Linked DNA regions of Homo sapiens: region 2 is linked to region 1. A link is an interaction called in ENCODE POLR2A ChIA-PET data of the cell type or tissue named here. Cell type or tissue: HepG2. All regions are shown on one strand. Links, peaks and the distances in the headings refer to the core of each region. The heading gives the core; the rest is flanking DNA.

Region 1 (4,362 bases), core at 207-4,206:
GAGAACTACGTAAGTCCATGGTTATGGGAGGCATCATTCAGTGGGTGCTGTCTTTGGAGTGTAACTACCATTGAGGGGAGATAGCAGCCTGGCAAGGGAAACCTTCTCAGAGGAGGAGATGTTTACAGGGGAACTCTCGGACGAGGAGGAGGAGTTAGCCAAGTGAAGAATGGGGGAGGAAAGGAAGGGTCTTCCAGGTGGAAGGAGCCTCGTGTACAAAGACCCAGATAGAAGGGGTGAGGGCAGGATAAGCAGGTTGTATTCAGGTTCTATATCATTTACTTGTTGAGTGACTTTGGATAGTTATTTAACCTTTCCACTTCTGTTTTCTCATCTGCGAAATGGAGATAATTATAGTTAATATCTAGTAGAGTTGTAAATATTAAATAAGTTAATGCAGAAAGTATTTTATTAATCTATTTTTATTTGTCTTTCTTTTTCAAACACCAACTTGAACCAGAAGGAAGAGTTTTTTAGAACAAACCTGATACATAGGAAACAATAGATGATGGTCATTGTTGCTATTATTAGTATTATACAGGGAGCCGTGGGTATGTAAATATACAGCTGGAACATAGAATTTAAGAAAGTGAATGGAGAGGCCAGGCGCAGTGGCTCATGCCTGTAATCCCAGCACTTTGGGAGGCTGAGGTGGGCGGATCGCTTGAGGTCACGAGTTCGAGACCAGCCTGGCCAACATGGTGAAATCTGTCTTTACTAAAAATACAAAAATTAGCTGGGCATGATGGCGTGTGCCTGTAATCCCAGCTACTTGGGAGGCTGAGGCTGGAGAATTGGTTGAACCCAGGAGGTTCAATTGTGCCACTGCACTCCAGCCTGGGCGATAGAGCAAGACTCAGTCTCAAAAAAAAAAAAAAAAAAAAAAAAAAAAAAAAGAGGGTGAATGGAGAGAGAGATATCATTCTGGAATGGTAAACAGGGGCCAGATCACGAATGACTTTGTAAGCCATACATGGTTTTCTGAACTTGTCCTAGAGTAAGTGAAGAGAGGTTGTGTTTGTTTTTGAGATAGGGTCTTGTTTTGCCACCCAGGCTGCAGTGCAGTGGCGTGAGCACAGCTCACTACAGCCTCGACCTCCTGGGCTCAAGCCATCCTCCCCACTCAGCCTCCGGAGTGGCTGGGTCTATAGGTGAGCACCACCATGCCCAGTTAATTTTTTATTTTTTGTAGAGATGGTATCTAACTATGTTGCCCAGGCTCGTCTCAAACTCCTGGCCTCAAGTGATCCTCTCGCCTTGGTCTCCCAAAGTGCTGGGATTACAGGTGTGAGCCACTGGGCCAGGCTGAGAGGTTATGGATTTTGAGGAGAGTTGAGCAGATTTGGGGTTTTAGGAGGATCTCTACACAAAAGGCTTCTAGAGTGGGGAATGCTTTGGAGAGAAGAAAAACTAGAGACATGGAGATCAGCTGGAAGCCACTGTGGTGGTCCAGGAGAGGCTTGTGGGGGCTGGGCCTGAGGTTGTGCTGAGGGGGATGAAGAGAAGTGGACCTGCTAAAGGTCACAGTGCTGGTTAGTGACGGACCAGGGGCGGGAGCTGTTGACTAATTACATAAGAATTTCCTGCCAGGAAATTAGCCTTTTTTTCTTGTTTATTTAGGCATGAATTTAATATATGTGCTACTTGATAGAAACAGATAAGTAACTACAAGTAACTGGGCAGGGATGGTTAGCTGGGAGGTATGGATTTCATTTCCATTACTAATGCCTGCAATTGCTGATAATAGACGTGCCCCAGGAATCGCTGCAAGGGAAATGGAGCAAGGTGAGCCATTCTCTTTGAAGGAGTTTTTTCCAGCTCTACCGGTTTATGTGTATAGGGTCACACCCTACCTTCTTATAACTGCCTCATTTGTTCTCCTTTGGGTCAGGCTGAAAGTGTTTGTTTGCTTTTTCTGGTTTTATTGGCATAGAAAACTCTAGCAAGATGTGATTGGCCACTCTGTGGGGGCATCACTGGCCTTTCAAGCTGTGTTTCTCAAACATTCTCTGTGGACGCAGATTGGTCATGGCATCTGCATTCCTGGAAGGTGCAGGCTGATGGGTGGAGCGGAGGAGTTTTGAGGAGCCAGATGAGATGAGGCACCTGGGGACAGGTGACCCCAGCAGCTGCCGCTTGCAGGAGAGAGCTTCTGAGGAAAGACATCTGAGTCAGCAGGGTGACTGCTGGGACTGTGGGCAAAGCATGAGCCCAGCGGTGTTCTCATCCACCCAGTTAGGCGACCCTGAAGGTCTATGATGATAATCTAAATGATCCCTGAAAGGATCTGCTCTAATCTCTTCGCTGGTCCATGAACCTGCCAGGCTTGTTCTGATTCCGTATGGGAATTTGATTGATAAAGTCCTATGCATTCTTGAGTCACCCCCATCACCCACCCTCTACTCCCTTTGAAGAACCACAGAGGGAAGAGTAGACACCATACAGCTCACACTGACTCACTTCTGTGTTCAATGCATTGCTCCTCTTAGTCTCCCAGCTTTTCTAGAAGCCCTCTGAGGGCTTTTTTTTTTCCTTTTCTTTTTGAGACAGGGTCTCTGTTGCCCAGGCTGGAGTGCAGTGGCATGCTCTCAGCTCGCTCTGCCTCCTGGGCTCAAGTGATCCTCCTACCACAGCCTCCTGAGTAGCAGGACTACAGGTGCGCACTACCACGCCTCGCTAATTTTTGTATTTTTAGTAGAGATGGGGTTTCACCATGTTGCCTAGGCTGGTCTCAAACTCCTGACCTCAAGTGATCTGCCCACCTCAGCCTCCCAAAGTGCTGGGGTTACAGGCGTCAGCCACCGCACCTGGCCCTTCTGAGGGCTTTTTATTCCTTCTATGTTCTCGTAACTCCTCTCAGAGTTTTTAGGTGACCTCTGTTGATTGACAGATCCAGAAGTTTGGAAGATGTGTCAGCCTGAATTTACAGATTGGGAAGCCGAAGAGGAAGGGTTTAGCCACCTGCCCAAGATTGTGAGAATTGGCAGTTATTCACCAGATAACCAGGAACAGTCCTAGAGTTAAACATTTTACATACATTTGTTGTTTAATCCTTTCAACAAAGCCTAAGAGGTAGAAGGTCTCATTATCCCCATTTCATAGCTGAGGAAATTGAAGCTTACAGTTTTTAAATAACTCCACTGCACTTACATGTCAAACTCAGAATTAAACCCAGTCTTATTCCTAACTGCTTCTCATTTTCAGCACTTCCTACATTGTATTACAGCTTCATCTACTTGCCTTCTCTGCAAATTAGACTATTACCTTTTCTAAAGGCAGGAACAATACTTTTTATTTTAATCAGGACCTAGCACACAACCTGATACATAGTTGATGTTTAATGAATGATTATTAACCAAATGTTAAAAGAATAAAGAGCTGGTGATAAAGCTAACTTCTAGTCCAGGTATGCACTGCCTCCCTGCAAAGGCCAGGCTGGCCTGCTCCCTTTCAGAATGGGATCTCATAGGAGCCTCTTCTCTACTCAAAGTGACACCATCAGACCCCATATATGGGGAACAATGTTACTTCCTGGTTTCCTTTAAAAGCCCTTTGGGAGGAGACAGTGAGCAGGCGTCAGTCTTGGGGAGCCTCTTCAGCCCTGCAGGGTTGGGGCCTCCTTTCTGTCTCTCCTCCATGGCACAGAGCTCCACTTACAATCCACAGAAACCCTTGGAGGCAGTGAGCATCAGCCTCCATCTAAAGTGGTGATGACCAGCCTAGTCTCTGGCTGGAGAAACTTGGAGTTGATTCTGGTTCTCTTGGGCCAGATATTAACCTTATGAAGTCTCAGTTTCCTCCCTATAATGTGGGGATACATATAATGTCCATTTCATCCAGTTGCTATCAAGATTGAATGAGAAAATGCATGCCCAGTCCTCATCACAGCATGAGGTGAATGACAGCTTTGGTTACTGGAATTTGAAGGCCTGAGAGAGGAATGTGAAAGAGGAACTAATAATAACATCAGGCACTGCAGGGCGCTTTGCCAATCACTCTTTTTTTTTTTTTTTGAGTCAGGGTCTCCTTCTGTGGCCCAGTCTGGAATGTTAGTGGTGCAATCTCGACTCACTGCAACCTCCGCCTCCCGGATTCAAGTGATTCTCCTGCCTCAGCCTCCCAAGTAGCTGGGATTACACGTACGCACCACCATGCCCGGCAAATTTTTGTATTTTTAGTAGAGATAGGGTTTCAACATATTGGCCAGGCTGGTCTCAAACTCGTGACCTCAAGTGATCTGCCCGCCTCAGCCTCCCAAAATGCTGGGATTATAGGCGTGAACCATCACACCGGGCCATTCCAATCACTCTTCATTTCCTGCATCTCAAAGCAACGCTGTCAAACAGTTGGAGTTGATTTTCT
Region 2 (4,362 bases), core at 192-4,191, 550 kb before region 1:
TCAGGTGTTCGAGACCAGCCTGGCCAAGATGGCAAAACCCCGTCTCTACTAAAAATACAAAAATTAGCCGGGGCCAGATGCAGTGGCTAACGCCTGTAATCTCAGCACTTTGGGAGGCCAAGGCAGGCGGATCGCTTGAGGCCAGTAGTTCAAGACCAGCCTGGCCAACACAGTGAAACCCAGTCTCTACTAAAAATACAAAAATAAGCCAGGCGTGGTGGCGTGAACCTGTAATTCTAGCTACTCGGGATCCTGAAGCACGAGAATCGCTAGAATCCAGGAGGCAGAGGTTGCAGTGAGCCAAGATTGCACCACTGCACTCCAGCCTGGGCGACAGAGCAAGACTCTATTTCAAAAAAAAAAAAAATCTGCTTTATAGGGTCCTTTTACAAACTATTAGGCCACTTATCCTCAAAACCAAACAATGCAATAGGGTAGACAGATAGGAACTCGCAGGCTGTTCACAAGGAAACTGAGGCCCTGAGAGGTTATGTGACTTGTCAGTCTTCCCACCTCCCTTTTGCCCATCTTATAATAGACTCATGTCTGGAACTCAATTGTCCTGATTGCTAGCTCGTTGTGCCCAGTGACTCAAGAGAGTGAAAATTGTTGGTTCAGCAGTCTATCTTCTAAATTTGCTTCTTCTAAAAGTATTTAAAAGGTATAAGAAATATAAATTACTCCCTAGGCTGCTAGGCAGGCACCTGGTTTTCTCCTGGGGTAGTCAGAACCCTCCTATCTTTAATTTTTCACGGATGAATATACCAACAGTGAACAATGGCCAGACCATGGGGAATAGAACTGAGTCTCACAAACTTTGTAGCAACCAGCTGGGGAAGCCAAACCACTTGGCTTCCAACTCAGCACCGACCAGAGAAAGCCAAAGATGCTCCCCAGACTAATCACCGAAGATGCCCTGCTTCATTTTTTTTTTTTTTTTTTTTTTGAGACAGAGTTTCGCTTTGTCACCCAGGCTGGAGTGCAGTGGTGCGATCTTGGCTCACTGCAACCTCTGCCTCCCAGATTAAAGCAATTCTCCTGCCTCAGCCTCCCTAGCAGCTGGGACTACAGGCACGCACCACCATGCCCGGCTTATTTATTTATTTATTTATATTTTTAGCAGAGACGAGGTTTCCCTATGTTGGCCAGGCTGGCCTTGAACTCCTGACCTTGTGAGCTTCCCACCTCAGCCTCCCAAATTGCTGGGATTACAGGCGTGAGCCACCGCACCCAGCCTGCCCTGCTTCTAAGCAGTCCATCTCCCACTTCCTCGTGCCAATAAGCTCCAATCCAGATAAACCTGAAGCCTTCCCTTTTTGTCACTGTAAATTCTCTCACTCCTCTGCCTGCTTTGACCTTCTGCCAAAGTGATGGAAGCTGACTCCCATAGCATAGCAAGCTCTGAGTAAATAGCCCCTGTACTCATTTATTTCCACACCACTGAATGAATAATGAAAGATGTTATAAAGCCAAATTATGAAAAGGGCATCAGTTATTAAACATTTGTAAAATGTTTTACAACCATCTTAGTATGCCTCATAAACACCTCGTGAAGTGCTGCCATCCCCGTTTCAGAGCTGAGAAAATTGAGAAGGAACCATGAGATTAAGTGACTTGCCCAGAGCTATGATGAGAACATGAGCCCCCCAGGGTTTGAGGTCTGTTGTTTATCCACTGAGCTTGAGCTGCGCTTTGGAATCATTACCATCTTAAAGCATTTTACCCTGTGTTGGGTGAATATTAAGAAGTAGATCACATTTCAGCCTGGCAGGCGCGAAAGTATTGTTTTTAGTTTGTTTTTCTAAATTTTAGTAGAGGACATATGGGCTCTATTAACTTTACTATGTAGCACAATTTGAAAGATAGTTTCTTTTCCAGCAAATTTTTCACCGTAATTTAACATTTTAAAATTCAGCACACACCGTCCTCCCTGGATACTTGTTTTTCTCAGAGTTGGGCCTTTTTCCTCTCCACTGCAGCTTGGAAGGTCGTAAATCCAGCCAGGGGGATTTTATTATGCCTGGGGACAGTTTTCAAAGTTAGGTATGAGTGGAAGGAAGGGAGGGCGGGTGCAACAGCGCTGGACAAAGTCCGTCTAATGCAAGACTTTCCTTTCTTTTTTTTTTGTTTTTAAAGATAAGAACTTTTTTGGCTTTCTCCCCGCAAAGCTTGCTGATGATGTTGACTGATGAGGACATGAAAAAAGCTGAGATTTGCAGAACATAACTGGAGCATAAGAACGCCTGTCTGGAAGGCAGGGGCTGCTGGGAAAGGATCTCTCTGGAGCTCCTTGCTGGCTGCAAAAATGCAGCTGTCCCTATTCCTCTCTACTCTGGGACATTTAAAAAGGAGGCTGTGTGGCAGTAGCATTTGGCTTGTGTGCCACTGTACCTGGTCAGCCTGGCATGGAATGCCTTAGTGGTTTGTTAGGGGTCACTGACTGAGGCTAAATAAATTTAGCACCATGTATACTTTCATTAAATATTAAACAATGAGGCCAAGCACGGTGGCTCATGCCTGTAATCCCAGCACTTTGGGAGGCTGAGGTGGGAGGATCGCTTGTGGCCAGGAGTTTGAGACCAGCCTGGGCGACATAGCGAAACCCTGTCTCTACAAAAAATTTAAAAAATTAACTAGGCATGGTGATGCATACCTGTAGTCCCAGCTACTTGGGAGGCTGAGGCAGGAGGATCACTTGAACCCAGGAGGTCACGGCAGCATTGAGCTCTGATCATAGCACTGCCTCTGGCCTGGGCAACAGAGCAATACTCTGTCTCTAAAAGAGAAAAACAAACAAACAACAACAAAAAAAAACACAAAAAGACAATAACATTCAATTGTTTGCTAATGGTTCATCTGCCCAATCTCTGGAATCCTGTCTTTCACCTACTCACCTTCACTCACTTAGAAACTTATGCATTGGCTTCAAATACTATTTCTTCTATATTATCCTTTCACCTTTCTTCTTTAAAAAAAAATTTATTTAGAGACAGGGTCTTGCTAGGTTGCTCGGGCTGGCCTTGAACTCCTGGCCTTAAGTGATCCTCCCACCTCTGCCTTCCATCTTTTTATCTTCTTCAGCTTATGAAAATGGATCCATCTGCATTAAAGGCCTAAAAATGTATGTAGTCAGGTGAGTGTTGTGATAGTTGGTGTGATGGTTAATACTGAGTGTCAACTTGATTGGATTGAGGGATACAAAGTATGAATCCTGGGTGTGTCTGCGTGGCTATTGCCAAAAGAGATTAATATTGGAGTCAGTGGGCTGGGGAAGGCAGATCCACCCTTCATCTGGTGGGCACAATGTAATCAGCTGCCAGTGAATATAAGGCAGGCAGAAAAACACGAAAAGGAGAGAGACTGGCCTAGCCTCCCAGCCTACATCTTTCTCCCATGCTGGATGCTTCCTGCCCTCAAACGTCGGACTCCAGGTTCTTCAGTTTTGGGACTTGGACTGGATCTCCTTGCTCCTCAGCTTGCAGACAGCCTATTGTGGGACCTTGTGATTGTGGAGGTTAATACTTAATAAACTCCCCTTATGTCTGTCTGTCTATCTGTCTGTCTGTCTATCTATCTATCTATCTATCTATCTATCATAGGATATATATATATATCTATTTATATTAGTTCTGTCCCTCTAAGAGAACCCTGACTAACACAGTTGGTGAAGGTTTCCTTTTCTCCTCTGATGATGTGAGTGAAGCAGGCTTTCAGGGATTATGAGAACAGGCGAAGTCTTCAAGGAGATGGGCCCCTCAAACACAGCCTGCACATCCCATCCATCTCCCCATTCTCCTGGAAGCCATGCCTTGGAAGGCAGAGGGGATGCTGGAGGGATGCAGGTCTCAGGGCCTGAGAAGTTGAGGGTGGTTCTAGATAGAGTAGAGAATGAATGGGATAAGGGGCAGTAGAGGCCTGACCTCCGAGAGATCTCACCACTCCTAACTTTGACTATTCCTGTCTGGCTGCATTTGGGTTTCCTTTTGTCCCAAGAAAAGAAAGACGAAAAACCTTAGAGTGTTGGGAGTCTAGATATGTTAAAACTAACAGATGTTAGTTCATTGATCACCAAGACAATGCACGGGCCAGTAGGACTTCTCACAGCAAAAAAGCCAGGATGGAGAGGCGGAAGACCAGGTTGGGCAGATCCTTCAGCTTTCAGCTGTTTTTCTCATCCTTTATAGCACTGTAATTAGGACTAGATGAGGAAAAAAAGATGGGCATGAGCTGTAGCTACAGGGGGAAAACAATAAATGACTAACAGATAAAAAAAATGTAAGTGAAGTGCTAATATTCCAGTCATTTAAAATATTGCTGGGAAGACCAATTATCCGTGTAAAAAAGGTGAAAACAAATATAACA

What was found. Peaks named below come from ENCODE experiments on the same cell type or tissue, not always from the same donor. Only the 100,000 strongest peaks of a DNase experiment are listed, where the experiment ranks them.
Region 2: POLR2A ChIA-PET joins it to region 1 with 5 read pairs; 1 of 35 experiments calls an interaction of 5 or more read pairs at or near these places.

What each region holds. Positions count from the first base shown.
Region 1 is chr12:12,870,687-12,875,048 of GRCh38, forward strand. No RefSeq gene overlaps it. Among named protein-coding and RNA genes, the nearest start is that of GPRC5A, 19 kb to the right of the region's middle. RefSeq lists an enhancer at 1,062-2,261. In HepG2, for the core only: no CTCF peak of the experiment used is centred there; DNase peaks (open chromatin) are centred at 1,605 and 1,765.
Region 2 is chr12:12,318,357-12,322,718 of GRCh38, forward strand. No RefSeq gene overlaps it. Among named protein-coding and RNA genes, the nearest start is that of MANSC1, 30 kb to the right of the region's middle. In HepG2, for the core only: no CTCF peak of the experiment used is centred there; DNase peaks (open chromatin) are centred at 1,325 and 2,145; H3K4me3 peaks cover 957 bases.